Linked DNA regions of Homo sapiens: region 2 is linked to region 1. Evidence: chromatin loops called from intact Hi-C (ENCODE). Cell type or tissue: endothelial cell of umbilical vein. All regions are shown on one strand. Each heading gives the region's core, and the rest is flanking DNA. Links, peaks and the distances in the headings are about the cores only. Region 1 holds the start of HAS3 (hyaluronan synthase 3). Region 2 overlaps TANGO6 (transport and golgi organization 6 homolog).

Region 1 (14,123 bases), core at 1-8,000:
TGCCTTCTTAAGTGCACAGGTGTGTGCACAACCCAAGGGACCTAGACCAGACCTCAGATTCTTGGCGGAGAGTTTGCCAGGCTGTCCAGACTTATCCCCATGTACACACGCTCCTAGGGAGGCGCCCTTACCTGGATGTAGTCCACCGAATCGCCGAGGGCCTTGAAGGCCGTGTACATGACCTCGCGCTTGCCTCCCCACTTCTGCATGATGCACGAGAAGGTGCTGGCCCGCACCACATCCCGCACACGGTCCATGCCCTCCTGCAGGCTGGCCTCCGTCTCACCCTCGCCTGCCTCATGGAAGTTGCTGCGCCACACAAAGAAGCCGGCCTGCTCGGTGCCGCCCAGCACCTCGTGGAAGATGTCCAGCATGTAGGCGTCCTCCTGGCGGTTGCCATCCACCACCATGACCACCTTGAGGTCAGGGAAGGAGATGCGCTGGGCCGAGCGCAGGCACTTGCGCAAGTAGTCAGGGTCCTCCTGGTATGCGGCAATGCACAGTGCCACCGAGCCCCGCCGCGGGGAGGGCAGCTTCAGGGCCTGGCCGGCACGTCGCATGCGCCGGTGCTCCAGGAAGGCAAAAAGGCTCTGAATGAGCAGGTGCAGGCCCAGGATGGCGCCGTACAGGCCGAAGGACAGGTAGTGCTTTTCCGTGTGGATGAACTGGTAGCCCGTCACATAGGCTGCCAGGATGCCACCCAGCACTGCCAGGGCAAACAGGCTGGTGCCCACCACACGCAGGGCTGTCGTCAGCTGCACCGGCATCTGGCGAGAGAAGGCAGGAGATGAAGGGTCAGGCAGGAGGCAGCATTTCCAGTCCGTGGGAGCATGGGTGTTCTCTGTTACTAGTGGACATGACCCACTGATCAAAACCGTTACCGCTTACTGAGCATAAGACTTGGTAGACTCAGAAGCCAGACTACTGGGGTTCAGATCCCAGCTCTGCCACTTGATGTCTGTGCCCCCTTACGTCATCTGTAAAATGTGGGTTGCAGGACTAACCTCAAGGCATCTTTGAGGGTTAAATGGGCGACACATACAAAGCCCTTAGTGTAGCACTGGGGTAGACAAGCCAAGGCCCAGAGGGTCACGTGACATCTGGCTGGTGGGTGGCAGAACTGGGCTCTACCTGGCCCAAAGCGCTGAAGAGGTAAGCTTCAAGGGGGTGAGCCTGAGGCAGCTCTGGGCACCTGAGGGCCAGGGAGGCAGCCAGTGGCCTAAGAGCTTCCCCCTACCCTGCACCCACTCCTGGAGGGGATATTCACCAGTAAAGTGCAGCCACCAGTAAGACCCAAGAAGAAAGTGCAGGAGCAAAAGAAACAGCAAACAAAGGGGCATTGGGAAAAAGCAGCAGCTTCCCTTTCTCAAGACAGTTATTAGAGAAACTTTCCCTGTGTCCTCCACTTTCTCACCTTTTACTTGAGAGGCAGGAAAGAAAGGGAAAGCAGGGGGAGAGGCAGACCAGGAAATGCAAGCTGGGGAGTGGACAGCCTCCTAGAGCCCAGGGCTGAAGAAAGCACAGGGAACTGCAGCCACCACTGCAGCAGCCTCCACAGTGGCTGCCTGGGCATCCCATCCGCTTGGTCCTAGTGCCCGTGCAGCATGCGTCTCTGTGCGTGTCCCCCTGCCCAGCCACTCCTGGAAACAATGCCCGGTTTCCATTTGCAACTAAGTCAGGGCTCCTAACATCTCCCCTGTTGGAAACAGCTGTATTTTATAACAGCCCAGGACTTGGCACTAGAGAATTGGGTTTAAGACAGCACTTCTGCCTCCTGGCTGCCTGACCTTGCCCCAGTTCTCTGAGACTTGGTCTCCCCATAGCACAATGGGAGTTCTAATGGATTCCTGCCTCATGTCTCAGGTAAGTCATTTCCCTAAAAATGGAAACACTTCCGGCCCCGAAGAGCTACCCTAGTGGTGAGGGTGACTGTGGTTTCCTCCAGAGCAGGTGGGGAGGGGGATGTGAGGGAGGGGAAAGAAAAGGTGGCAAGGATGGCTGCCGGCCTTCCCATTCTGACCCACACTATCTCCTCTCTGCCACCTGCCTGATCTAGAGAACCCCATGTTCACTGAGGTCTACAGACAATGATGCCTCGCTTCCAAGCTTGCTCCAACTCTTAGGTCTCAGGAAACGGAGCCCCCAAAACAAACACACTTTCCTGTCGGGACGCCTCTCACGTAGAAGGGACGAAGAACACGCAGTCACTGCCTAAATCGACCTGAGACTCCGGCACTAGCAGCCTTCCAGCAGCGTTGGCCCGAAAAGAGCTGCTGGCAGCCTAGCCTCTCCGGGAAGCGCGGCCTCCGGGCGCTCTGCCCCACCGTCCCGGGGAGCCCGCCGTGTGCTTCCTTCACAGGACTCCCAGCCCTCCCTGTTGCCACCCTACTGCTCGCGCCTGCGGCCCAGGAGTCCCCAGGCCTGCATCCGCAGCCTAGGAGCGCCCCCATTCCCCTCCGGAGCTTACATGCTGAAGGGGCGCGGCGGGACCCCCCTGCCTGCCTGCGCTCTGGGTAGGGGAAGGGGGCGCCAAGGCCAGCCCAGCAACCTGGGCGCTGGCGCCCCGCCTCGGTGCAGTGCCGGAGGCGGCGCCCACCAGGTCAAAGCAGCCGCGAACGCACTCGCCACGCTTCTCATCCCCGCTCGAGCCTCGCCTCTTGGCAAAGGCGGCGCCGGCCACACCCACGTGCCGCTTTCCCACGACCCAACCGGGAAGGAACGGAAAACCCAAGGGATCCCAGTCGGACCAGGCCCTGCTCTTCCTGGTACCCCAGCTACCTTGGCAAAGTGTGCCTGTAGACAAAGGCGCATCCCCGGTGTAGCCGGCCCTCTCCTTCCCTGGGCGGGACCCCTCCCCCGCAGGAATTAGAGGCATTACCCAGGTTACTACCCCCACCCCCAAATAGAGGCCCCCAAAATGTCCCTCAGCCAGATACCCCACGTGCAATCAGGCGCTGGTGCAGGCTGTGGTCGAGGTTCTCCTGCCCAGACCTGGGGCGGGGGGCTGTGTCACCCCAAGCCGGCAGAGGCTGTGGGGTGATCCTACAGCCTGGACCGCCGCCTCCTCATGCCCTTCGCTCATCCACGGGAGCCCAGCCCAGGCAAACTAACGCGCACTCGGCTTTCAAGGGCACAAGGTTGGGGGCGCTCTCAAGTCCGGCTCCCAGGACTACGGAAGGAGAACCCCCAGTCAAGGACGCACGCTTCTCCATCAAGCCTCCGAAACTTTGAGGGGCTGCTGGTGTGCAGCGTCTCTCCCGCTGACAGGTGCGCCCCGCGGCAGGGCCACACGCAGCGGCATGGAAACTTGTGCGCCCAACGGGGCTCCTCCTCTTGTGCCCGGCCGCCCTCCGGGCCCCTCCAGGCCGGCCAGGGGAGGGGAGCCCACTCCCCCGGACACGTGCTGCCGCGGCCCGGCTAACCCGCAGGAACGTGGGCGCCTGGTACCTTGGTGCCCGGACAGGTGCAAACCCCCGGGAGGTCGTAGAAGGTGCGGGGGAGGGGTACCCCAGCCAGCCTGGAGCCCCGCACCGGCGTCCGCCTCCTAATTCATTCACAAAACAGGAGCCGCCGGGGAGGAGGGAGGCGAGGCTGGAAGAGGAGAGGATGCAGGAAGAAAGGGAGGAGGGGTCAGTGGGGAGGGGGCTGCAGGAACGGCCGCCGGGAAGCCCGGGGCTGCCGCCGCCCCCAACCCGCCTCCCCGCGCCGGACGCGGCGCCCGCAGGGCTGGGAGCTGGCCGGGTGCGGGGGGCTCGGCGAGAGGCACCCCTGCCACCCGGCGCGCCCCGGCCTCGGCGCAGCCCCGCGCGGCCCTCCCCTCCTGGGTGCCGGCCGGCCCGCGCTCACCGTGCCGCCGGCTGCCGCGCTCCGGAGCTCAGCAGGCCCGCGGCGGCTCCATGCCCCTCCTCCCGCTCCGCTCCGCGCCGCCGCGCGCTCCGACTGCCGCCTGCCCAGCCGAGCCGCCCTTAAGTACCCGGCGCGTGCCCGCCAGGAGAGGCGCCTCCCCCGGCCCTGGGGCCGGGAAAGTTGACCAGAGTGGGAGGGCCCCCGCGGGCGCACCCCCGACCCCGCGCGGTCCCAGGGAGCGCCACAAGCCAGCGCTCGGCGGGGACGCCTAGTCCCGGGTGGACGCGGCTCCGGCTCGCAAGACTCGCAGCCCCTGCGCCCTCTCCGAAGCTGGGTCCCCCGAGTGGGGCCGAAGGCCACGCGGCTCTGCAATCGCCCTGGGACCAGCTGCCAAGGCAAGACGGTCATTGGGCTCAACCTAGAACCTGAAGCGTCGTTAACTTTCCAGATACCACGCAGGGACTTCCAAAATTGTTACTCTCCCTCCCCGCCCCCACGCCCCGCTCTCTAACCCGCAAAACCTACTCACCCTGCAAGGAAGGCGAGCTGAGAGCACTCTTCCCCGACTTCTGCACGCGAAGGGGCAGTTCGCTGTCTAGGGGGCTCCCGAAAGCCAAGGCAGCAAAACCTTCCTGCTGGCAGGAAAGAGGCGCTGAAGAGAATTGTCAAATGTAAAAAGGCTGGTCAAAGAAGGTGTTAACAATTGTGACAGCTTAGCTTTGAATTCCGCAGTGGGGCGCTGATGACTTTAAGGCGGTTTGCAAAAGCTGCAAACGGTTTTGTAGGAACCTTGGAGGTTCCGGTGTCTTAAAGCCAAAACAATTCCTCCTCTTCTTTTTCACACCTTTATTTCCGACATCCATGACCTCCTAAATTCCCAACTGACCTTATCGACAGTAGTTTTCAGGTCCCTAAAAGATAGTGCTAGACTCGAGTAAAGTGAGATGAAGTGAGTTGGGGTGCACTGGGGTGGGGTGAGATCGAGGAGGGGGGAGAGTTGTTAGCAGAGACAAGAAGTTTAGAACCAGCTGAAGGCGATGAGTTTTTACATCTCAGGAAAACTTGAAGAGAAATTATAATTAATAACTAGTTTTTAAAAAATGAGTGGCCGGGCGCCGTGGCTCAAGCCTGTAATCTCAGCACTTTCGGCGTTACGGGCACCATGCCCGTAATCCCAGCTACTCGGGAGGCTGAGGCAGGAGAATCGCTTGAACCCCGCAGGTGGAGGTTGCAGTGAGCTGAAATCGCACCACTGCACTCCAGCTTGGGCAGCAGAGCGAGACTCCGTCTCCAAAAAAAAAAAAAAAAAAAAAAAAAAAAAAAACCAAAAAACAGAGTTTACCTGTTTTCCAAATACACCTGATATAATTTCTATCACTTCTTCCCAAGCTGCAACAAATTTATAGGCACCTGAGCTGCAGTCTATAAACTTCTCCTCTCGCAAGTTTTAGGGGCTCAGGGACTTGCCTGCCCACCATTGCTCAGTCTGGGCCACAGACCTCACACCTCAGTCCCCGCAGGCAAGCAAAGACCCCAGGCACACCTACTCCACACAATCCCATCTTACATTATTGGCCAGGCACAGTGGCTCACACCTGTAGTCCCAGCACTTTGGGAGGCTGAAGATGGAGGATCGCTTGAGGCCAGGAGTTCAAGACCAGCCTGGGCAACAAAGCGAGACTTCCCCCGTCTCTACAAAAATTAAAATTAAAAAATTAGCCAGGGCCGGGTGCAGGCTCACGCCTGTAATCCCAACACTCTGGGAGGCCGAGGTGGGCGGATCACGAGGTCAGAAGTTAGAGACCAGCCTGGCTAATATGGTGAAACCCTATCTCTACTAAAAAATACAAAAATTAGCCAGGCATGGTGGCACGTGCCTGTAGTCCCAGCCACTGGGAAGGTTGAGGCAGAAGAATCGCTTAAACCCAGGAGACAGAGGTTGCAGTGGGCCAAGATTATGCCACTGTACTCCAGCCTGGGCGACAGAGTGAGACTCCATCTCAAAAAATAAAAATAAAAAAAAAAAGAAAAAGAAAAGAAAAGAAAAAAAAAAAAAACATTAGCCAGGCATGGTGGAGTGTGCCTGTAGTCCCAGCTACTAGGGAGGCTGAGGCAGGAGAATTGCTTGAGCCCAGGAGGTCAAGGCAACAGTGAGCTATGATCGAACCACTACACTCCAGCCTGGGTAACAGAACAAGACGCTGTCTCAAAAACAAATTCCTGGACTCCAGCAGCCCTTCCGCCTCAGCCTCCCTAGGAGCTAGTCCTATAGGCATGCTATCCAGCCCAGCTGCCAATGTGTTTTGAACTTCAGATGGCCTGAGGGGCCCTACCAGAGCCATTCCTACTTACACAAAGATGGAGAAGAAGCCTTAGGTTGGTGGAGGGGAGGGCTCTAGAGTCTGCCAGTAAGCCCCAGTGTCTTCATCCCACAGATGGGATTGCTAGGCGGACTGATAGGAAGTTTGAAGAGATTGGCTGAGGGTAAGCGCTCAGCAAGTGTTAGTAAACCAGACAGCAGCATCCTTTGCCCATGCCACGGGTTCTACATGGCCATCCCTCTAGAGCACTCAGTGACAGCAAGTTCAAGGATCAGTGTTTGAATAAAAGAAAACTGCCTGGCCGGGTGTGGTGGCTCACACCTGTAATCCCAGCACTTTGGGAGGCTGAGGCGGGTGGATCACCTGAGGTCGGGAGTTTGAGACCAGCCTGGCCAACATGGTGAAACCCTGTCTCTACTAAAAATACAAAAAATTATCCAGGTGTGGTGGCAGGCGCCTGTAATCCCAGCTACCCAGGAGGCTGAGGCAGGAGAATCACTTGAACCCAGGAAGCAGAGGTTGCAGTGAGCCGAGATCGTGCCACTGCATTCCAGCCTAGGCAACAAGAGGGCAACTCCATCTCAAAAGAAAGAAAGAAAGAAAAATGTCTTGTCTCTCTTGCATTATGAACCCTGGAGCCCTGGGCTACCTCCTGCACACCCAGAGGCATCACAGACCCCTGGAGTTGCTGCAGATGAGGATATCTCTGATCCTTCCTCCTTCCCAGATTTGCAATCTGCAACATCAGAGAAAATAAGCAGGGGCTTGGCAAGGGCAAAAATGAGTGCATCAGCCTGGTGGAGAGCAAACGCTCCGTTTAGAGGCTCATCTCCCTGTGGAGGGAGGGCCTCATGTGGCCAGGTGCTCTGTTGTCAAGAGAAGCCAGAAATCCAGATTTTGTATGTGAAATCTCCTAATTTTTTTAAGCATTGGTAATTCAAATGTTGAAGGAAACACACACACACACACACACACACACACACACACACACATGCACACTCCACAGGCCAGACATAATGTGTCTGAGTCATATCCAGCCAACTGGCTGCTTGTAAGTGACCTGTTTAGAAGCCCAAGGAATGGAGAAGCCAGTTTGGAAGGATCCCTTCCGTCCTCACTCAGCAGCAACATGACTTCTCTGGGTGCAAGTTTGTCTCCCTGGGGCTGGGCCAGGACCATCTCATGCCTAGTTAGTTTCTTAGACTCCAACTGTGTCCCAAGGCTTATTGCCCTTCTCACGCCGCCAGCTCCACGGAGTTTTCCAGGTGGTGGGGCTGGTTCAGCACAACCTCACGAGTCCATGAAAACCTCCTTAACCAACAGTGGGTCCAGATAGAACCTCATGAGGACAACAAACACCCTGCCTGTACCAATTAATTGGCTTTGCCCCCTAAATGGCCTGCCCTAGGGAGCACTCTCTTTTTTTCTGATCTGCAGGGCCAGGGACCTGGTGTTATCAGGCAGATAAGAGAGTCTTTACCTTTATGGCAGTCTATGCCAGGGAGGATTTGCCTGTAATTAGCATCCAGTTTGTGGTGTCCTATTTGCATTCATCCCTTCACGGGGAGGTGGGGAGGGGTTTCTTTAAGGGGCTGCTACAATCAAGCTCGAGTTTATCTCTGCTTACCACTGGGGATTTAGAAATAGGGCTAATTCCACACCCAATCACTTAAAAACATGAATTCAGATGTTGCTGAATTGGCTTTTCCACAGGTTCCAGAGGATAAATAAGCCTTCCTATTTGGCTCAGTAGTAGAAGATTCACGCTGCACTTACAACACTCATTTAACAAACGCTGAAGCCCTGCTCTGAGTAGAGAACACTGCTTTGGCACCTGGAGATCTCGGGCTGGTCCCTGCCATCTAGAACGTTACCCATTTTGAAGACAAATGTGCTTGAGAGTACAAGTATAGGCCGGGCACAGTGGCTCATGCCTGTAATTCCAACCCTTTGGGAGGCCGAGGCAGGTGGATCACGAGGTCAGGAGTTTAAGACCAGCCTGGCCAACATGGTGAAACCCTGTCTCCGCTAAAGATACAAAAAATTAGCCAGGTGTGGCAGCTTGCGCCTGTAATCCCAGCTACTTGGGAGGCTGAAGCAGGAGAATCGTTTGAACCCGGGAGGCGGAGGTTGCAGTGAGCCGAGATCGTGCCACTGCACTCGAGCCTGGGCGACAGGGCGAGACCCCGTCTCATAAAAAAAAAAAAGAGTACAAGTATAAACTGTACAAGGCAGTTTATAATTAAATATTGATGAGAGAATCCAACATGAGGAGTTTGAGGATTTCAGGAAAGGTCTCTGTGAGCTGGAACAGGCTGGGCAGTTTCATGGGGAACCTGAGCTGCTATGTAGAAAGGGAAGAACATTTTAGGTAGGAAGGATAGCTTAAGTACAAGACCAGGTGTAGGAATGGGGGACATGTGTTTAGAGGACAGCCAAGAGAGGCCAGGGTGGAAGAAGAAATCTACACTAAAGTTCCACCAGCCTGACCAACATGGTGAAACCCGTCTCTACTAGAAACACAAAAATTAGCCAAGCGTGGTGGCACATGCCTGTAATCCCAGCTACTCAAGAGGCTAAGGCACGAGAATCCCTTGAACCCGGGAGGCGGAGGTTGCAGTGAGCCGAGATCATACCACTGCACTCCAGCCTGGGTGACAGAGTAAGACTTTGCCTCAAAATAAAAAATAAAAATAAAGGAGCTTCCAGCAGGGCCTGTTCCAGCCGGGCCTGCTGTGTAGGAAGTGCCTGTTACCCTCTAGCTGCTGTGAGGAGGAGGATGCTAGGACCGGAGTGGAGGACTTGGAGTGACCAAATAAGGAGTTTGAATTGTATCCAGTAGGTTATGGGGAATTACCGAACATGTCTGAGCAAGATAGGAGTAGATTGCAAGTACTGTTTGGGGAAGGTTGGGCTGGCAGCATTTTGGGGTAAGGACTAGGAATGGGGTATGGGAGATCTGTTAGGAGGCAGATGCAACAATAAAAGGCTGAGGAGAAGCCACGATGAGAAGTGTGGGTGCTGCCTTCTGGAGGTGGAGGTGAGCACAGGCAGTGACAAGGAATAATCCTAAATGAGTGCCTTGCACGCCAGGAATAATCCTCCAACACTGGAGGCATAACCAAGAGAAAAGTACTCGACGGTGCAGAGAGTTCAAGGGGCCTTTCTCAAAGCTTTAGCAGGTTGGAGGTAACTGAAGCTGACAGTTCCACAAAGATTTCACCTTTCAATGAAATTCCAAATCCAAACTCACGAAATGCTCAAATATCCTGCACCCGTAACCTCTCTGTCATCACCAGTGCCGGAAGCTGCAGAGCAACCTTGCCAGGACCCAGGTGCTCCATCGTCCCACGGTTCTGCTCCGCTGTCTCCTAGTGAGTGGCTTGAGCAGGGGAGGCGGGAGGAGGGGCATCCAAGCTCTATAGGCTGCCCCCTCACCCTCTGCCCTTAACGCTTCACTGCTCCTCCCTGGCATCCAGCCCATCACTTCCAGCAAAGCAAAACAGAATGGAGGATGGCAGCCAAGCTACCCAGGCTGCCTCCAACCCTCCAAGTTTCATCCCCATCCACTTTCCCTGGGCTGACCACCATGAAAACCTCTTGAAGCTAAGGAGGGCGAACTGAAAATGGCTCCCGAATAGTAGCAGGTTATGTTCCCGCAGCTGCCCAAACAGGGCTTTCTCTTCAAGGCGGCTTCAGCTGCAATGCTAGTTAATACATAATTCAAAGTGGAAAGTGTGTGCCTTGACTACAGCAAGGCAGCTACCACCAAACAAAGTTATTCTTTCATAACTTTCCCCTCTTACTGACAAGCACTGTGTAATCAGGACCATTTCCAGGTGCTATGTTTGAAGAAGCAGGCTTAAGGACTTTCCTGTGCTGCCGTTAGAATGGTTCGATTTTAACTCCAGTCTCCCTCTCCTTTGATGGAAGAATCGTTTCATTTCAAATTAAGGGGCCTCTGCTCTGCTGGAGGCAAAGCGGTCAGCCCCTGCTAAGGGGCCAGGTTCTTTTATGCTGGCTTGAAGGTCAGGATTAGGAGGGGCACACTAGACCGATAACCGAATATCAAATCAGACCTGGAGATGCTTTTCTCAGAATCCTAAACAGAAAAAGCTCTTCCCAGCCATCTTTCTTTTCTCTCCCTCCCCTAGGTGAGTGTAGAAAAAAAAAAAAACCCAGAAGGCAATTTTCAACACTTATCTTTTTAGTGGAATATTGTGCAGCTACTAAAAAAACACGTTCATGAGGACAATGGAGGAATACTCCAGACACCTACGATGCAGTGTTAAGTAACGAACAGGAGACACAATCGTTATGTATGCATACCTGCATTTATGTTGTTGTTTTCTTTAAAATCGTATGAATTAGGCTGGGCGCGGTGGCTCACGCCTGTAATGCCAGCACTTTGGGAGGCTGAGGTGGGTGGATCATGAGGTCAGGAGATCGAGATCATCCGGGTCAACATGGTGAAACCCCACCTCTACTAAAAATACAAAAATTAGCTGGGCATGGTGGTGTGCACCTGTAGTCCCAGCTACTCGGGAGGCTGAGGCAGTAGAATCGCTTGAACCCGGGAGGCAGAGGTTGCAGTGAGCCGAGATTGCGCCACTGCACTCCAACCTGGCGACAGAGCAAGACACCATCTAAAAAAAAAATGAATTAAAGGCAGGTGAGAAGTTCACCCAAATATCAAGGTCAGGTTTGATCATTAAGATCAGGTTTGGCCGGGCGCGGTGGCTCACGCCTGTAATCCCAGCACTTTGGGAGGCCGAGGCGGGTAGATCACAAGGTCAGGAGATCGAGACCATCCTGGCTAACACGGTGAAACCCCGTCTCTACTAAAAATACAAAAAATTAGCTGGGCTAATTTTTTATTAGCCTGTATTCCCAGCTACTCAGGAGGCTGAGGCAGGAGAATGGCGTGAAGCCGGGAGGCGGAGCTTGCAGTGAGCCGAGATCGCGCCACTGCACTCCAGCCTGGGCGACAGGGCGAGACTCTGTCTTAAAAAGAAAAAAAAAAGATCAGGTTCAGGCTGGGCGCAGTGGCTCACACCTGTAATCCCACTTTGGGAGGCAGAGGCAGGCAGATCACCTGAGGTCGTAAGTTCGAGACCAGCCTGACCAACATGGAGAAACCCTGTCTCTACTAAAAATAAAAAATTAGCTGGGCATGGTGGTGCATGCCTGTAATCCCAGCTACTTGGGAGGCTGAGGCAGGAGAATCGCTTGAACCTGGGAGGCGGAGGTTGTGGTGAGCCGAGATTGTGCCACTGCACTCCAGTCTGGGCAACAAGAGTGAAACTAAAAAAAAAAAAAAAAAAAAAAAAAAATCAGGTTTGATAATATATTAATAGGTTTGATATTAAAATCAAGTGGTAGAACAATGGATTTTTTTTCTCTGAAATTTCTATTAATAAGTAAAACAATTTTGTAATAAAAAGGTATTTTAAGGCCAGGCACAGTGCCATGTGCATGTCGTCCCAGCTACTCAGGAGGCTGAAGTGGGAGGATTGCCTGAGTCCAGGAGTTTGAGACCAGCCTGGACAACACAGAGAGACCCCATGTTGTAAAAAAAAAAATGAAGATAAATTCTGAGTTCACAGGATTTCCTTTTTTTTTTTTGACACGGAGTCTTGCTCTGTCACCCAGGCTGGAGTGCAGTGGCGCCATTTCGGCTCACTGCAAACTCTGCCTCCCGGGTTCACGCCATTCTCCTGCCTCAGCCTCCTGAGTAGCTTGGACTACAGGTGCCTGCCACCATGCCCAGCTAATTTTTTGTATTTTTAGTAGAGACGGGGTTTCACTGTGGTCTCGATCTCCTGACCTCGTGATCCTCCCGCCTCGGCCTCCCAAAGTGCTGGGATTACAGGCATGAGCCACCGCGCCTGGCAGGATTTCCTTATAAGCCCGGGCAGGGTGGGGTGCAGTCTCTATCATACATGGATTCATGTGAAAAAGGTTTCACAACCTCAGTTTACAGTGAAAGCAGTAAATAAAGTGGGAGGGCCAGGATTTAGGATTAGTGGTAGCCAAAACCAGAGTGATTTCCTTTATGTAAATTCCTCCCACTGTTCCTTTGAGAGAATGTAGCAGGGAAAGGCGGAGTCTGCAGAGCTATGCCAGCTCTTTGGGCACCTTTGAGGGAATTATAAAAAGGCACATGGCTTGGCTGGCACACCCCAGCTGGGGCAGTCCACACTCACCTCCTCATTGAGGACCACAGTGGTCCTGGGCAAGAGGGGGAGGCACATGCTAAATACGGCTCTAGGATTCCCCTAGAAGGAGGCTTTTCCCTGAAGAAAGGATTTCCAAGCCTGGTGATGTCAGCAGCAATGTCCTCCCACCCAGGGAAGTCCCAGGGAGAGGTTCTCTCCTGTGCGCATTGTAAGCCTACTCCCACGCAAGTGTCTGCACCACACACATGTAGTTACGTGACACAAAATGGACACACAAGTGCACACTCCTTCCCAGAGTGGTGGAACACAATCCCTGTCTACACTTAAGGTAAGCTTGTTCCGAATTTGTTTGGCTCTTTTTTTTTTTTTGGAGAAAGAGTCTCGCTCTGTCACCCAGGCTGGAGTGCGATGGCCTGATCTTGGCTCGCTGCAACCTCTCCCTCCTGGGTTCAAGCAATTCTCTGCCTCAGCCTGCCACCATCCCTGGCTAACTTTTGTATTTTTAGTAGAGACGGGGTTTCACCATCTTGGCCAGGATGGTCTTGAACTCCTGACCTTGTGATCCACCTGCCTCGGCCTCCCAAAGTGCTAGGATTACAGGCATGAGCCACCACACCCGGCTTGTTTGGCTCTTGTTACAATAAAATCAACCATAATTCTTTTTTTTTTCTCAGTCTTGCTCTGTTGCCCAGGCTGGAGTGCAGTGGTGCAATCACGGCTCACTGCAGCCTCAACTTCTCGGGCTCAAGGGATCCTCCCACCTTAGCCTCCTAAATAGCTGGGACCACGTGCCACCATGCCCGGCTACTTTTTGTATTTTTTTGTAGAGATGGGGTTTCACCATGTTTCCCAGGCTGGTCTCGAACTCCTGGGATCAAGCGATCTTCCCACCTCAGATTAGGCTGGGCGCAGTGGCTCACACCTGTAATCCCAGCACTTTGGGAGGCTGAGGTGGGCGGATCACGAGGTCAGGAGATTGAGCCCATCCTGGCTAACATGATAAAACCCCATCTCTACTAAAAATACAAAAAATCAGCTGGGCGTGGTGGTGCTTGCCTGTAGTCTCAGTTACTCGGGAGGCTGAGGCAGGATAATCACTTGAACCCGGGAGGCGGAGGTTGGAGTGAGCCGAGATGGCGCCACTGCACTCTAACCTGGGTGACAGAGCGACACTCCGTCTCCAAAAAAAAAAAAAAAAAAAAATTGGTGTTGGGATTACAGGTGTGAGCCACCAAGCCTGGCCCCACAATTCTTTTTTTTTTTTTTTTTTTTTTTTTTTTTTGAGACAGAGTCTCCCTCTGTCATCCAGACTGGAATGCATGGTGTGATCTTTGCTCACGGCAACCTCCGCCTCCCGGATTCAAGCAATTCTCCTGCCTCAGCCTCCCAAGTAGCTGGGACTAGAGGCGTGTGCCACCACACCTGGCTAATTGTCAAAAAATATTTTTAGTAGAGACAGGGTTTCACCACATTGGCCAGACTGGTCTCAAACTCCTGACCTCAAGTGATCCACCTGCCTCACCTCCAAAGTGCTGGGATTACAGGCGTGAGCCACCGTGCCCAGCCATGTCCCCACAATTCTTTTTTTTTTTTTTTTTTTTGAGACGGAGTCTGACTCCGTCGCCCAGGCTGGAGTGCAGTGGCATGATCTCTGCTCACTGCAGTCTCGGCCTCTTAGGTTCAAGCGATTCTCCTGCCTCAGCCTCCTGAGTAGCTGGGATTACAGGCACGCACCAGTGTGCCCGGCTAATTTTTTGTATTTTTAGTAGAGATGAGA
Region 2 (14,688 bases), core at 4,475-12,474, 130 kb after region 1:
TGGCCATCCTGTGCATTTTATGATGCCTGGTAGTATCCTGGGCGTCTACTACATGCCATAATAATCCCCTCCCCAGCCAGTTCTAACAACCAAAAGTGTCTCCAGACATTGCCAAAGAAAGAGAAGACATAGGTTGAGTATCTCTTATCTGAAACACTTGGGACAGAAATGCTTTGGGGTTTTTCAGATTTTGAATTTTTTTAGAGTTTGGAGTATTTGCAGAATATATACTGGTTGAGCATCCCTAATCCTAAAATCTAAAATGCTCCAATGAGCATTTCCTTTGAGTGTGTCATGTCAGTGCTCAAAACGTTTTGAATTCTGGAGCATTCCAAATCAGGCATCAGGCATATGTGAGAAAGGAGTGTGGTCTACAGCAGATCAGATTAATTCTCTAGGCAATCGCAAAAGGAAATACCCAAAAAGATGCATTTAATAATCCCTTTTGATTTAATTCAATTTGCCAAGTAACATCCCAATGACCAATTCATTATCTTGGGCACAGTAATAGTAATATCAGGAACATATTACTAAACAGAAAATATGTTATATTTTAAGAGAAGTTTTAAGAAATGCAATGGCTGGGTGCAGTGGCTCACGCCTGTAATTCCAGCATTTTTGGAGGCCGAGGCAGGTGGATCACCTGAGGTCAGGAGGTCGAGACCAGCCTAGCCAACATGGCAAAAACCCGTCTCTACTAAAAATACAAAAATTAGCCAGGTGTCGTGGTGCATGCCTGTAATCCCAGCTACTCAGGGGGCTGAGGCAGGAGAATTGCTTGAACCCGGAAGGCAGAGGTTGCAATGAGCTGAGACCACACCACTATACTCCAGCCTGGGCAACAGAGCAAGACTCCGCAAAAAAAAAAAAAAAAAAAAAGGAAAAGAAAAAAGAAATGCAATGACATGTAACAATCCACAAGTTATTGTCAACATTGACATTGGACCACATAAGAGGAAACAGATGGAAAAACATTTGGAATGATTGGTAATTTAACAACGTGTTAAGATTAAATTTCTAGGAGTACAAAAACTCCTAAATTGTTCCTTAAATAAAAGAGACTGAACCAAAATCTTTCCACAATTCTTTTTTTTTTGAGATGGAGTCTCACTCTGTTGACCAGGCTGTAGTGCAGTGGCGTGATCTCGGCTCATTGCAACCTCCGCCTCCAGATTCAAGAGATTCTCCTGCGTCAGCTTCCCGAGTAGCTGGCACTACAGGCGCCCGCCACTATGCCTGGCTAATTTTGTATTTTTAGCAGAGACGGGGTTTCACGGTGTTAGACAGGATGGTCTGGTCTCCTGATCTTGTGATCCGCCCACCTCGGCCTCCCAAAGTGCTGAGGTGAGCCACCTCGCCTAGCCTCCTTCCACAATATTTTCTACATTGAAAAGTAGACATAAAAATATATAAAGCCTTGCTGGGTGTGGTGGCACGCACCTAAAGTTCCAGCTACTCATAACAACCTCAAACCCCTGGGCTCAAGAGATCCTCCCACCTCGGAGTCCTGAGTAGCTGGAACTATAGGTGCAGTGGCTCGTGTGCATAATCCCAGCTAATCATGGGGCTAAGGCAGGAGGACTGCTTGAGCCCAGGAGTTCAAGCCCAGCCTGGGCAACATAGCAAGACCCTATCTCAAAAAAAAAAAAAAAAATATATATATATATATATATATATATAGAGAGAGAGAGAGAGAGAGAGAGAGAATGACAGACAGATAGATTCATACTCATGTAATCCTGGTTTGGGAAAGCTGTTTTCTATATAAGAGAAAAATCATAAGGTAAAAGATAGATTTACCTTCATTGACATTAAAAACTTCTGTGTGTCAAAAACAAAATGAAAAAGAAAATATGAATAAAACTAAAAGAAAATATTTATGATATAAATGTCAATGGTTCAAGATCTTTAAATACATAAAACTTTTAAAAATCAAAAAACAAGGGCAGGGCGTGGTGGCTCACGCCTGTAATCCCAGCACTTTGGGAGGCCGAGGCGGGCAGATCACGAGGTCAGGAGTTCGAGACCAGCCTGGCCAGCATGGTGAAACCCCGTCTCTACTAAAAATACCAAAAAAAATTAGCCGGGCATGGTGGCACACATCTGTAGTCCCAGCTACTCAGGAGGCTGAGGCAGAGAATTGTTTGAACCTGGCAGCCGGACGTTGAAGTGAGCTGAGATTGAGCCACTGCACTCCAGCCTGGGTGACAGAGCGAGACTCCACTACAAAAAAAAAAAAAAAAGTCAAAAAACAAAATTGATACCCTAATGAAAAAACAACGGACTAGAATATGTAATTCTCACACACACATGCACACCCTCCACATACACGGAATCTTAACTAGTCAATATATGGAAAATATTTAACCTTATCAATTGAATAAATGGAAATAAAAACAAGATAGCATTCCTTTATATATCTTCTTGATAAAGATTTTTAAAAATGATAATACATAGAATATATCATACTTTTGAGGGTACAGACAAACATTGATAATATAAACTGGCACAACTTCTCTGGAAGACATTTTAGCAACAAATATCTTCAAAAATATTCCTGGGCCCGGCGCAGTGGCTCACGCCTGTAATCCCAGCACTTTGGGAGGCTGAGGTGGGTGGATCACCTGAGGTCAGGAGCTTGCGACCAGCCTGGCCAACATGATGAAACCCCATCTCTACTAAAAATACAAAAATTAGTTGGACGCAGTGGCACGCGCCTGTAGTCCCAGCTACTCGGGAGGCTGAGGCTGGAGAATCCCTTGAACCTGGGAAGTGGAGGTTGCAGTGAGCCAAGATCACACCACTGCACTCCGGCCTGGATAACAGAGCAAGACTCCGTCTCAAGAAAAAAAAAAAATTCATATACTTCAGGCTGGGTGCTGTGGTTTACGCCTTAATCTCAGCACACTGGGAGGTGGAGGTGGGAGGATCACTTGAGCCCAGGGGGTCGGGATCAGCCTGGGGAACACAGCGAGACCCCCATCTCTATAAAAAATTTAATAAATAGCCAGGTATGGTGGCGCACACCTGTGGTCCTAGCTACTTGGGAAGCTGAGGGAGGCAGATCAGACTGACAGGCCAAGGATGCAGTAAGCCATGATCGCACCACTGCATTCCAGCCTGGGCAACAGAACGAGACCCTGTCTCAAAAAAAAAAAAAAAAATCATATACTTTATATACTTTACTGTATATATGTATTACCTCAATTTTTTTTTAATGGAAAGAAAAAAAGCTCCTGCTGATTTTGCACTATGATCTAGTGGCAGGAAGACAAGTAGGTGTGGCTAGGGAACTAGCATGATGTGGAGAGGTAACATAGTGTACTGCACCCTGCTCCCACGGGTGGGCCGCATTCTCCCACCAACTCCCACCACTGCAGAGAAGAGGTAGGGGTGGGGAGAGAGCAAGGCCTAGGCTGAGGGAACTAGGGGACTTATTAGAGAAGCTTTACCAAGTGGCTATTCACAGCATTTCCACAACACTAGAAAACAAAGAATATTGGCTATGTTGTCAAATTGGGCTTTAATGTTATTCAAAGGATTTCAACACACCACTTCATCTATGCACCAGGACAAGTTGATGATGTGAAACAGAAACTAGCAGTTAAAGCTAAGGCTATGTTTACAGTTGGACACTCTGAAGAGTAGGCTACAGAAAGAAGGGAACTTTGAGAATTAGTGGAATTTGCTTTGAAATGCCAGAAGGCTGTTTTGGAAATTGGGCTAATTATAAGACTATGTAAGGAGGAGTAAGGCCTCACCTCAACTCTATCCAGCCTTTCATCCCCACCTCCACTTTCACCCCAGGAAATGATTTGGACTGGCCAATGGGGACTCTGAAATATGTACTTTTAGTGTTTATCATCCCAAAGGTAGCGGTCTACCAGAGAAAATACATGTTACGTTGATGTTGTCTATGTATGGTTTATATTCTTCTCAGCTCTGATAATCCCAGTGGTACACCCTTCACACCTACTATGAGAGAATGATTTATTATAATGGTGTACTTGTCTGGCATGTTTTAGATCCAAATTCAGAACTAAGGCAAATATAGAAAGTTCATCTTTCTTCTTAGAAAAAAATGTATTTTTAAATTTCACTCTCAGCTGGGTGCAGTGGCTCACACCTGTAATTCAAGCACTGTGGGAGGCCAAGGCAGGCGGATCACCTGAGGTCAGGAGTTCGAGACCGGCCTGTCCAACATGGTGAAACCCTGTCTCTACTAAAAATACAAAAATTAGCCGGGCGTGGTGGTGTGGGCCTGTGGTCCCAGCTACTCGGGAGGCTGAGGCAGGAGAATCGCTTGAACCCAGGAGGCAGAGGCTGCAGTGAGCTAAGATGGCACCACTGGACTCCAGTCTGGGTGACTCCATCTCTTTTTTTTTTTGAGACGGAATCTGGCTCTGTTGCCAGGCTGGCGTTGCAGTGGTGAAATCCCAGCTCACTGCAACCTCTGCCTCCCGGGTTCAAGAGATTCTCCTGCCTCAGCCTCCTGAGTAGCTGGGACTACAAGCACGTGCCACCACGCCCAGCTAATTTTGTATTTTTAGTAGAGACAGGGTTTCACCATGTTGGCCAGGATGGTCTCGATCTCTTGATCGTCGTCTCGGTCTCATGATCCGCCCGCCTTGGCCTCCCAAAGTGCTGGGATTACAGGCGTGAGCCACCACGCCTGGCTAAGACTCCATCTCAAAAAAACAAAAAAAATTAAATAAATAAATAAATAAATTTCACTCTCTGTGACATGAATCCATTGGTCAGAAAAGAAAAAAAAAAACAAAAACAAAATAAATTTCACTCTCAAGTAATTCTCCTTTCACTGATACAAGGATTTAAGTGGTTGGAGACCTAGGTTCTATCATCCTTAGCCAGAACAGTCACCTAGAAATTAGGAAAATTAAGGGCTATGTCCATACAAACAGTGCATGGCTATATGGAATTTCTATAAATCCTCTGAAGTGCTGATGAAGGAGGGATTCAGTGTGATCTCCTGATGCAAGTGGCAAAAAGATACCCCACCTCCACTTTGTTCTCCAAAATCTTCCCCTACCAGATAAAGAGTAAAATTTACAAGTTTTACTATAGCTCACAGACAAATTGCCCAAGCTGAAGTTAAGATTATATCTTCTTTTTCTGCCTTAGATAATAGGCTAGTGAGTATATAATGGAATTACTAAAAAGCCAAGGACAAATACAGCAGTACCTAAGAAGTGCTGATATAACTTAAAGAATAAAAGAAGTGTGGCACTGTTATTAAGCCAAATATTAACCACCAACAGCTATACTTTATAACACAATCTGATATAGGCCATGCATGACAAGAACACAGCCCTAAAACGGAACCTCATTCTCAAAATTCAATATGGCCGCTAGCTGGCTCAAATGGATACTGTACACCACTGGCTCTCACCTGTATGATTGATTTGCCTTATTTTAAGGCTTCTAGTGATATTCAGTGTGACAGCTAATGGTTAAGTCTATGGAGCACAGGTTAAATAAATGAATCTTCTCTCAATTCTATGTTATATAGCCCAGTATAAAAATATTCAAAGTGTACTTGCTGGCTTATGGAGAAATTCATCTTAATTTAACCTCTCTCTTCAGAATGAACTATTGTTTTCTTTGTCCTTGTTCCCTAGGGTCCCACCTCCTAGCTTCATATGAGCACTCAATAAACAGCAAAAAATATTTGTTTTCCTTCATTTTTAATCTTTAAAAAATGTTTAAATCTTTTTTGCGTAGGCAAAAATAAAATTTTACTGAGCCCTTATTGTATGCCAAATAACACTGTAAGAATCACCTTATTTAATCTTTACAACAGACCTATGAGTTAAGTGTTATTAATATCCTCATTCTGGCTGGGTGCAGCGGCTCATGCCTGTAATCTCAGCACTTTGTGAAGCCAAGGTGGGAAGACTGCTTGAGGCCAGGAGTTCAAGACCAGGCTGGGCAACATGGTAAAACCCCATCTCTACAAAAATACAAAAATTAGCCAGGTGTGGTGGCATGTACCTCTAGTCCCAGCTATTCAAGAGGCTGAAGTAGAAGGATACCTTGAGCGTAAGAGGTCAAGGCTGCAGTGAGCCATGACCGTGCCAATGAACTCCAATGTGGGCAACAGAGGGAGACACTGTTGCAAAAATAACAACAACAACAACAAAAACCAAACCCATAATATCATCATTTCACACATTAGAACACTCAGGCACCCAAGGTTAAGAAACATTCCCCTCAGCTGGGCACGATGGCGCACACCTGTAATCCCAGCACTTTGGGAGGCAGAGACAGGAGGATTGCTTGAGCCCAGGAGTTTGAGACCAGCCTGGGCAACATAGTGAGACCTTGCCTCTACAAAAAATAGAAAATTAACTGGGCATGGTGGCATATGCCTGTAGTCCCAGCTATGTGGGAGGCTGAGGAGGGAGGATAACTTGAGTCCAGGAGGTTCAGGCTGCAGTAAGCCATGAATGCACCACTGCTCTCCAGCCTGGGTGACTGAGTAAGACCCTGTCTTGAAAAAAACAAAAAAAAAAGAAAAGAAAGAAACATTTCCCTGATCACACAGCCAATAAGATGCAGAATGGCTCATGCTTATAATCCCAGCACTTTGGGAGGCTGAGGTGGGAGGATTGCTTGAGTCCACGAGTTTGAGACTAGCCTGAAAACATAGTGAGACCCCAACTCTACCATGAAAAAAAAAAAAGCGCGGCAGTTCAGGATTTGAAGTGAGGCAGTGTAAGTCTAGAGCCTATCCCTTAACTACTATTGTCAGCTTATACAGCCTAGAGTAACTTCCTTCAAGTTGGTGGTTCAGTTCTCAGCACTATCACTTACCAGCTGAATGAGTCTTGGACAAATTGCTGAAAATGTTTGAGCTACAGTTTCTTCATCTGTAAAACAGGTTTAGTAACAGCCTGTTTACAAGATTTGTTGGGGAATTAGATGAGATTATATATATGGACAACCTGGCATGCAGTAGACATTCAGCAAGAGTCAGCACTCTTCCTTCCCTGCTTGACATTCCTATTCTTTATTTCTGAGTCTCGCTCTATTGCCCAGGCTGGAGTGCAGTGGTACAATCATTGCTCACTGCAGCCTCGACCTCCCAGGCTCAGGTGATCCTCCCACCTCAGCCTCCTGAGTAGCTGGGACTACAGGTGTGTGCCACCAATCCTGGCTAATTTTTGGTAGAGATGGGGTTTTGCCATGTTACCCAGGCTGGACTTGAACTCCTGCCAGGCCTAAAGTGATCCTCCCAAAGCGCTGAGATTACAGGTGTGAGCCATGGTGCCCAGCTGACATTCCTCTTCTTTTTGTGCTTGCTGCTGCTCAAGTGTGAGACTTCTAATTCCAGCTCCATTGAAAATCAGGGCCCAACACAGCTCCCAGGGAAGGAGACTAAGCAGTTTTTTTTGTTGTTGTTATTTTTGAGATGGAATCTCATTTTGTCGCCCAGGCTGGAGCACAGTGGCGCGATCTCGACTCACCACAACCTCTGCCTCCCAGGTTCAAGCGATTCTCCTGACTTAACCTCCCGAGTAGTGGGATTACAGGCGTACACCACCACGCCCAGCTAATTTTTGTATTTTTAGTAGAGACAGGGTTTCACCATGTGGACCAGGCTGGTCTTGAACTCCTGACCTCAGGTGATCCACCTGCCTCGGCCTCCCAAAGTGCTGGGATTACAGGCAGGAGCCACCGCACCTGGCGAGAGACTAAGCAGGTTTAAGAAAAAGGACATTGTTGCTTTCAGTCTCATAGTAGACATCGGAATATTTCCTAAATTCCTAAATGGGTACATCCCAGCCCTCAAACTACCCTCACCACACTAGTGTAACAAGCCCCCAGGTACACACATTTTGGTTTCAAAGTCACACTGATCCTCCACCCTTTTCCAGGTGGATGGAACAAGAAAACTCACCTAATGCCCTGACGATTCGCATAAGGACTTCCCCGACTTTCATTCTGGTCTCTGGTGTGTGCTTGTCTTTGCTGCTGTCATATTGAGCCAACAAGTCCGGCAAGATTTTCTCAGGATAGACGTCTGACAGCAGGGCAACCCCTGGGGTTGAAAACAAAAAGAAAGGATTCATTACTGTTTACGATCAAAAGGCAAATAAACCAGTCACCCTGTGATGGGATGAACGCAGAGATGCTGAAAACCATCTCTAAAGCTCTCCCAGCAAGGGCTGCCTATTGTTTGGAGAGTCAGCATAGTGAGTGGAACGAAGATGGGCCTGGTAGTTGAGACTCCTGTGTTTGTCTAGTCCCAGCCTGATACGATCTCTAAGGTCACTCCCAGCACTGACGTTCTATGATCCAGGCAATGCCTCCTGCCTTTGCTGCAGTTCTCCATTCCTGTATAATTTCCCTCTGTGGAACTGCCAGTGATGGGAGCAGTTTCCACAAGGAAACATTTTCAGAGCATCCTGGACATGATCAATATTAGATCTAAGCTCATGGCTGAGTTTCCTAATCAACAGAAATAGGGAAGACCCTGACCCTGAGTCCCCCCTTCGTAGGACTTGCTGATCCTCTCTCCTATCCACAGCAGCGCCTTCTAAATGTGTAGCCTGGAACAGTGTTATCATAATCTGAGCCCAGCCCCATACTCAGCAACCTTTTTAGGGGTGGCAGGGAGGTGAGAGATGACCAGACAGATCCAGAACAAAACCCCTGGTTGGCCTCAAAACTATATAACTACAAATTCTACCATTCATGTCTATACTGTTGTTTATTCCTATTTTCTCTCATTAGTCTTTAGCAGAGAACAGGAAAAAGATTACACACTATAAAGAACAGTGACGAAAAAGAAAAAAAGTAAAGAAGGAATAAGTAGAAATAGGGGTTCCAGGATGAGAACCCACTTCTACCCCAAGCACCCTGGCCCATCAACTCTGCTTTGGGTTTCTCCAATAATCCCCTCATTGGTCTCCCTGCTTCTACCTTTTTCATCCATTGCAGATGGAGCTATTTGGTTTGAATCATAAGTCTGGCCCCTTCATGCTTCTGCCCAGACCCCTCAGTGGTTTCCCTTCTTCCCTGAATATGAGCAGTCCCCATCCCCCGCCTTCCTTTGTTCTCTCTCTGATCTCATCTTTTAACACTCTCCCTTGCTTCCTGGCCTCCTTGCTATTCTCCAGTAGGCCAAGTGATCCTGGCTCGGAGGAGTCGGCCTCACTTCCCCTCTGCATCTGCTGCTGCTCCTCCTGGTGGCCTCACAGCTTGCTCCCAAACCCTATCATGTCTCTGCTCACAGATCACATTTGTCACATATAAAACGGCACCCTCCTTCCCCTGCCACTCTTTACTCCTCTCACCCTGCTTCATTTGTCTTAGCACTTAATATCACCTGACAGGTTGTGTATTTCCTTATTGTCTGCTCTCCTCCTTGGAATGTGAACTCTATAATAAAGTCAAGGATTTTCTTTTGTTCCCTGCTGTATCCCCAATGCCTAGAAGAGTCCTAGCACATGTCAGGTGCTCAGTAACTACCTGCTAAATGAATGAATGGATGAATGGATGGATGAGTAAACAGGATTCAAATATACAGTCCTGATATAAATTTCAGGAATTAAGAAAGAGAGGATGGGGAAGAAGTAATATAAATGCTTGAGAAATCTATACTTATTTTTCATCTAAATTTACCATTCTCGTGTTTAAACTGACAGCCTTGCAGGCAAAGTCTACGTGCAGTTTTTTATGTTATAGGTTGTGATTCCATTCTCTTCTAAATCACATCCACACTCTTCACTGGCCTTATCCGCCGCATCTGCTGAGCTGTGAAGGCGGAGCACCTGCTGAGGGCTGCACCTGTCTGCCCATCCTCCTTTCTGCCCTCCCCACCCCCATCTTTTCTTGCTTCCAAAGAGCCTGGGAAATCTCTGCATGTGGTCCTAAGCCTGCACCTCTGCATGTGGTCCTAAACCACACCTCCAATCCAGAGTCCATCTTAGGACTTCAGTCCTAAGATGGGCTCTAATCTTATGCAAGCAGAAGCTCTGCTCTTAAGAGAGATTCAGGCTGTGGCACAACACTGTTGCCAAAATGTGACACTGTAGTTGTAGTTCACTCTATTATATAAAATGATGAAGAAGTCCTTGGAGGTTCAACACGGAGTTATGGAATATTGTAGCATAGAAAAAAATGTCTGCATCGGCTGGGCGCAGTGGCTCACGCGTGTAATCCCAACATTTTGGGAGGCCGAGGTGGGTGGATCACTTGAGGTCAGGAGTTCAAGATCAGTCTGGCCAACATGGTGAAACCCCGTCTCTACTAAAAATACAAAAAGTTAGCTGGGCGTGGTATCGGGCACCTGTAATCCCAGTTACTCAGGAGGCTGAGGCAGGAGAATCGCTTGAACCCCAGAGGAAGAGGCTGCAGTGAGCCGAGATCACACCATTGCACTCCAGCCTAGGCAACAATAGTGAAACTCTGTCTCAAAAAAAAGAAAAAAAGAAAAAAATGTCTGAGGCCTAAGGGTAAATGAATTGTTTGCTAAGAGAAAGAAGAGGGGGCTAGGTGCAGTGGCTCACACCTGTAATCCCAGCACTTTGGGAGGCTGAGGTGGGAGGATCACTTGAGGCCAGGAGTTTGAGACCAGTCTGGGCAACATAGGGAGACCCCATCTCTATAAAAATAATTTTAAAAAAATTAGCCAGGTGTGGTGATGTGTGCCTGTAGTCCTAGCTACTCGGAGGCCGAGGCAGGAGGATTGCTTGAGCCCACAAGTTCTAGGCCGCAGTAAGCTATGATTGCAGCATTGCACTCCAGCTGGGTGACAGTGAGGTCTCAAAAAAAGAAAAACAGAAATAGCCTCCAACTTCTAAAAGACCTCCACAACTGCAATTCTGGCAGGTGTTATATCACTGATATATTACAAGGCCTGGTATATATTACAGATTTGCAGCTATCATAACTTTCTTTTTTTTTTTTTTTTGAGATGGAGTCTCGCTCTGTCACCCAACTGGAGTGCAATGGCTTGATCTCGGCTCACTGCAACTTCCACCTCCCGGTTCAAGCAATTCTCCTGCCTCGGCCTCCCAGGTAGCTGGGATTACAGGTGCCTGCCACTATGCCTGGCTAATTTTTGTATTTTTGGTAGAGACGGGGTTTCACCGTGTTGGCCAGGCTGATCTCGAACTCCTGAGGTGATCCGCCCTCCTCGGCCTCCCAAAGTGCTGGGATTACAGGCGTGAGCCACTGCGCCCGGCCCATAGCTACTTTCTAAAATCAGAAGTTCTCAACTCAGAAAATCTGGTGGGTGTTTCCTTTTAGGAATGTAGTCATGACTTTGCAATGGAAAACAGTGGAAAAATGGGATTTGCTTTATAAAACTTTGATCTATTTCTAGCTTTTCTGAAACCTATTACTAAAGTCCCTCTTACTGTTGTTTAACATAGTCTTTTTTTTTTTTTTTTTTGAGACGAAGTTTTGTTCTTGTTGCCCAGGCTGGAGTACAATGGCGTGATCTCAGCTCACTGCAACCTCCATCTCCCGGGTTCAAGTGATTCTCCTGCCTCAGCCTCCTGAGTAGCTGGGATTACAGACATGTGCCACCATGCCCAGCTAATTTTATATTTTTAGTAGAGACAGGGTTTCTCCATGTTGGTCAGGCTGGTCTCAAACTCCTGACCTCAGGTGATCCACCTGCCTCGGCCTCCCAAAGTGCTGGGATTAAAGGCATGAGCCACCGTGCCGGGCCCTTACTGTTGTTTATTCCTATTTTCTCTCATTAGTCTTTAGCAGAGAACAGTCATTTACTTCTGTGAACATACTATCCTGGCCAAATGAGCTCTGGACTTCCTCTCTGTAGTGGGCAGACATGTGATTACACCTAGCATCTACTCTCTCTTCTGGTAACAACACCACCATGGTGTTCTTTTGGAGAAATATCCCTTTCTTACTCTCAGTCTGTGTGGTTTGAGTGGGCTAACTATACCCACTTTCTCCCCCTCCAGGTGTGAACTTGTATCCCAGGCTGGCCAGTTAGGATCTTCCATTCCATCCCCACCACCATGACTGGTTCAGGAACAGGGAATGAGATTCGATCCTGAAACCCACATTGACACTACTGGGAAAGATAAATTCCCCTCCCCACCACCCATTGAAGAGACTAATCTGGAGCTGCCAGTGGCCACCATGTGGAAAAAGCCCACACAAGAATGACACCAACACAGAGGGAGAGCCAGCCTGAGAGGGAGGGAGAAGAAGAAGAAGAGACCCGATGGCATCTTTTCAGCTCCGGGACCCAGGTGTACTCCACCCACTCGACTTTCTGGATAGAAAAGCCAATAAACACCCTCTAATGCTCATGCCAGTTGGACTGTTTTTCAATTAAAATAATCCTAACACACCCTTTTTCTGGTTAACAATGATTTTTCAGATTTTTTTTTTTTTTGCTTTTCCTATAATGCTAAACTTTAAACTCATTAGGGAGCTTTTAGTTCTCCCAATCTTCCATAAAAAGGTTCCCAAAGCAAAGCCCAGTTTCCTTGCTTCCCACAGTCCCAGATCTAATAGCAATTGTTTATCTTCCTGCTGGCCTGTTCCACAGACGGCTGCCAAATGGCTGGCTGTTTGAGTTTTACCTTCTAGGATACAGGTGCCACCTATGAGTTTATAAATCCCTGGAGAATAACAGCAGTTCCCCCTTTACCCACCAAGCAGTGAAGAGAGTCATACATGATGGTTAAGACTGTATAAAAATGAAAGGGATGAGATTTTGTGTGCTTGTTTTTATTTATTTCGAAAAAACTTTCTGTACTTAGACACTCTGTGGAAGCACGGCCATAACCTTCACATGACCATGGGCCCATCACACTTGATAATTCCTTTGTGACTTGAAAATGGGGTAATTTCTGGGTCAGCACAAGATTCAAGAAAACATCACACATCAATCCCTTTGGTAATGAGACCCAAAGGATTGTGTGAGAGAGACCTCTTTCTGCTCTGACCGTAGGAAACTAGCTATGCATTTTAGGATGTGGTGCAACAGATGAGATATAGAGAAGGTAAAAGTGAATCCAAACTGGGAAGAGTTCACAGACGCATTCTGAACTTTTTTTGGAGGCAGTGCGTAGAATATTGGTGAATTAACGTAACTAAAAAAATGTTAGGTGGCCAGGCGCGGTGGCTCATGCCTGTAATCCCAGCACTTTGGGAGGCCGAGGCGGGCGGATCACAAGGTCAGGAGATCGAGACCATCCTGGCTAACCCAGTGAAACCCCGTTTCTACTAAAAATACAAAAAATTAGCTGGGCGTGGTAGTGGGTGCCTGTAGTCCCAGCTACTCGGGAGGCTGAGGCAGGAGAATGGCGTGAACCCGGGAGGTGGAGCTTGCAGTGAGCCGAGATCATGCCACTGCACTCCAGCCTGGGCGACAGAGCAAGACTCCGTCTCAAAAAAAAAAAAAAAAAAATGCTAGGCTGGGTGCAGTGGCTCACGCCTGTAATCCCAGCACTTTGAGAGGCCGAGGCGGGTGGACCACCTGAGGTCAGGAGTTCGAGACCAGCCTGACCAACATGGTGAAACCCCCCTCTCTACTAAATACAAAAAATTAGCTGAGTGTGGTAGCAGGTGCCTGTAATCACAGCTACTTGGGAGGCTGAGACAGGAGAATCACTTGAACCCGGGAGGTGGAGGTTTCAGTAAGCCAAGATTGCACCATTGCACTCCAACCTGGGAAACAAGAGTGAAAACTCCATCTCACCAAAAAAAAAAAAAAGGCCAGGTGCGGTAGCTGACATCTGTAATCCCAGCACTTTGGGAAGCTGAGGTGGGTGGATCACGAAGTCAGGAATTTGAGACCAGCCTGGCCAATATGGTGAAACCCTGTCTCTACTAAAAATACAAAAATTAGCTGGGCGTGGTGGCGTGCGCCTGTAGTCCCAGCTATTCGGGAGGCTGAGGCAGGAGAATCTCTTGAATCCAGGAGGTGGAGGTTGCATTGAACCGAGATGGCGCCACTGCACTTCAGCCTGGGCGACAGAGTGAGACTCTGTCTCAAAAAAAAAAATGTTATTACGATAACTACATGTAACAAAACAGACTGTCAACTTTGTAAAATAACTGTTTTTTTTTCTTCCCCCAAGACTTCCCTGAAAGCCACACACATATTTTGAGCAAAACAGTGTTGACTTCAAGATGATCCCACAGCGTGTTACTCAGTGATTCTGAGTAGCAAAAGGAGTTTGGGTGTCGTGTACTTTTACTTAGTACTCTTGCATTAACAGGGAAGTCAGTCTAATTCTAAAATGTCTTTGCTAACTGGCTCTATCCCAGGGAACTGCTAAGCCATTCCTACCTCAAAACTAACCTGCCTCATTTCTCCTGGGCAGATAACAACTTCCCAAAATACCCACAGCAACCCGGAAAACCACCTACTCACTTGAAACTCACAGATATTTCTGCCAACAAAACTACAAGAAACACAAAAACCCACACATTGTATAATTCCATTGAAATGAAATGTCCAGAATAGGCAAATCTCTACATAGGAAAAGTAGATTTAGTGGTTACCTAGGGCTGTGGTAGTTTGAGAAAGCAGGGAGTGACTGCTAATAGTTACGAAATTTCTTTCTGGGGTGATAACAACATTCTAAAACAGGGGTCCCCAACCCCCAGGTTGCAGACTGTTACCGGGCATGGCCTGTTAGGAACGGGACCACACAGCAGGAGGTGAGCAGC

The links. Peaks named below come from ENCODE experiments on the same cell type or tissue, not always from the same donor. Only the 100,000 strongest peaks of a DNase experiment are listed, where the experiment ranks them.
Region 2: it touches region 1 in a loop (8-fold over the local background); 7 of 110 quality-filtered maps call a loop at or near these places.

Annotation. Positions count from the first base shown.
Region 1 is chr16:69,096,040-69,110,162 of GRCh38, reverse strand. It overlaps HAS3 (hyaluronan synthase 3), which reads right to left and starts at 4,510. Exons shown (of 4, transcript NM_001199280.2): 1 at 4,376-4,510; 2 at 132-767. The coding sequence starts at 767. RefSeq lists enhancers at 1-800, 4,297-4,845, 9,600-10,101, 11,526-12,351 and a silencer at 3,884-4,163. In endothelial cell of umbilical vein, for the core only: a CTCF peak has its summit at 4,548; DNase peaks (open chromatin) are centred at 4,122, 4,572 and 7,202; H3K4me3 peaks cover 2,363 bases.
Region 2 is chr16:68,967,402-68,982,089 of GRCh38, reverse strand. It overlaps TANGO6 (transport and golgi organization 6 homolog), which reads right to left. Exons shown (of 18, transcript NM_024562.2): 15 at 7,922-8,062. Among named protein-coding and RNA genes, the nearest start is that of HAS3, 130 kb to the left of the region's middle. RefSeq lists enhancers at 3,868-4,368, 9,083-9,583. In endothelial cell of umbilical vein, for the core only: a CTCF peak has its summit at 9,222 (motif pointing left); a DNase peak (open chromatin) is centred at 9,139; H3K27ac peaks cover 845 bases.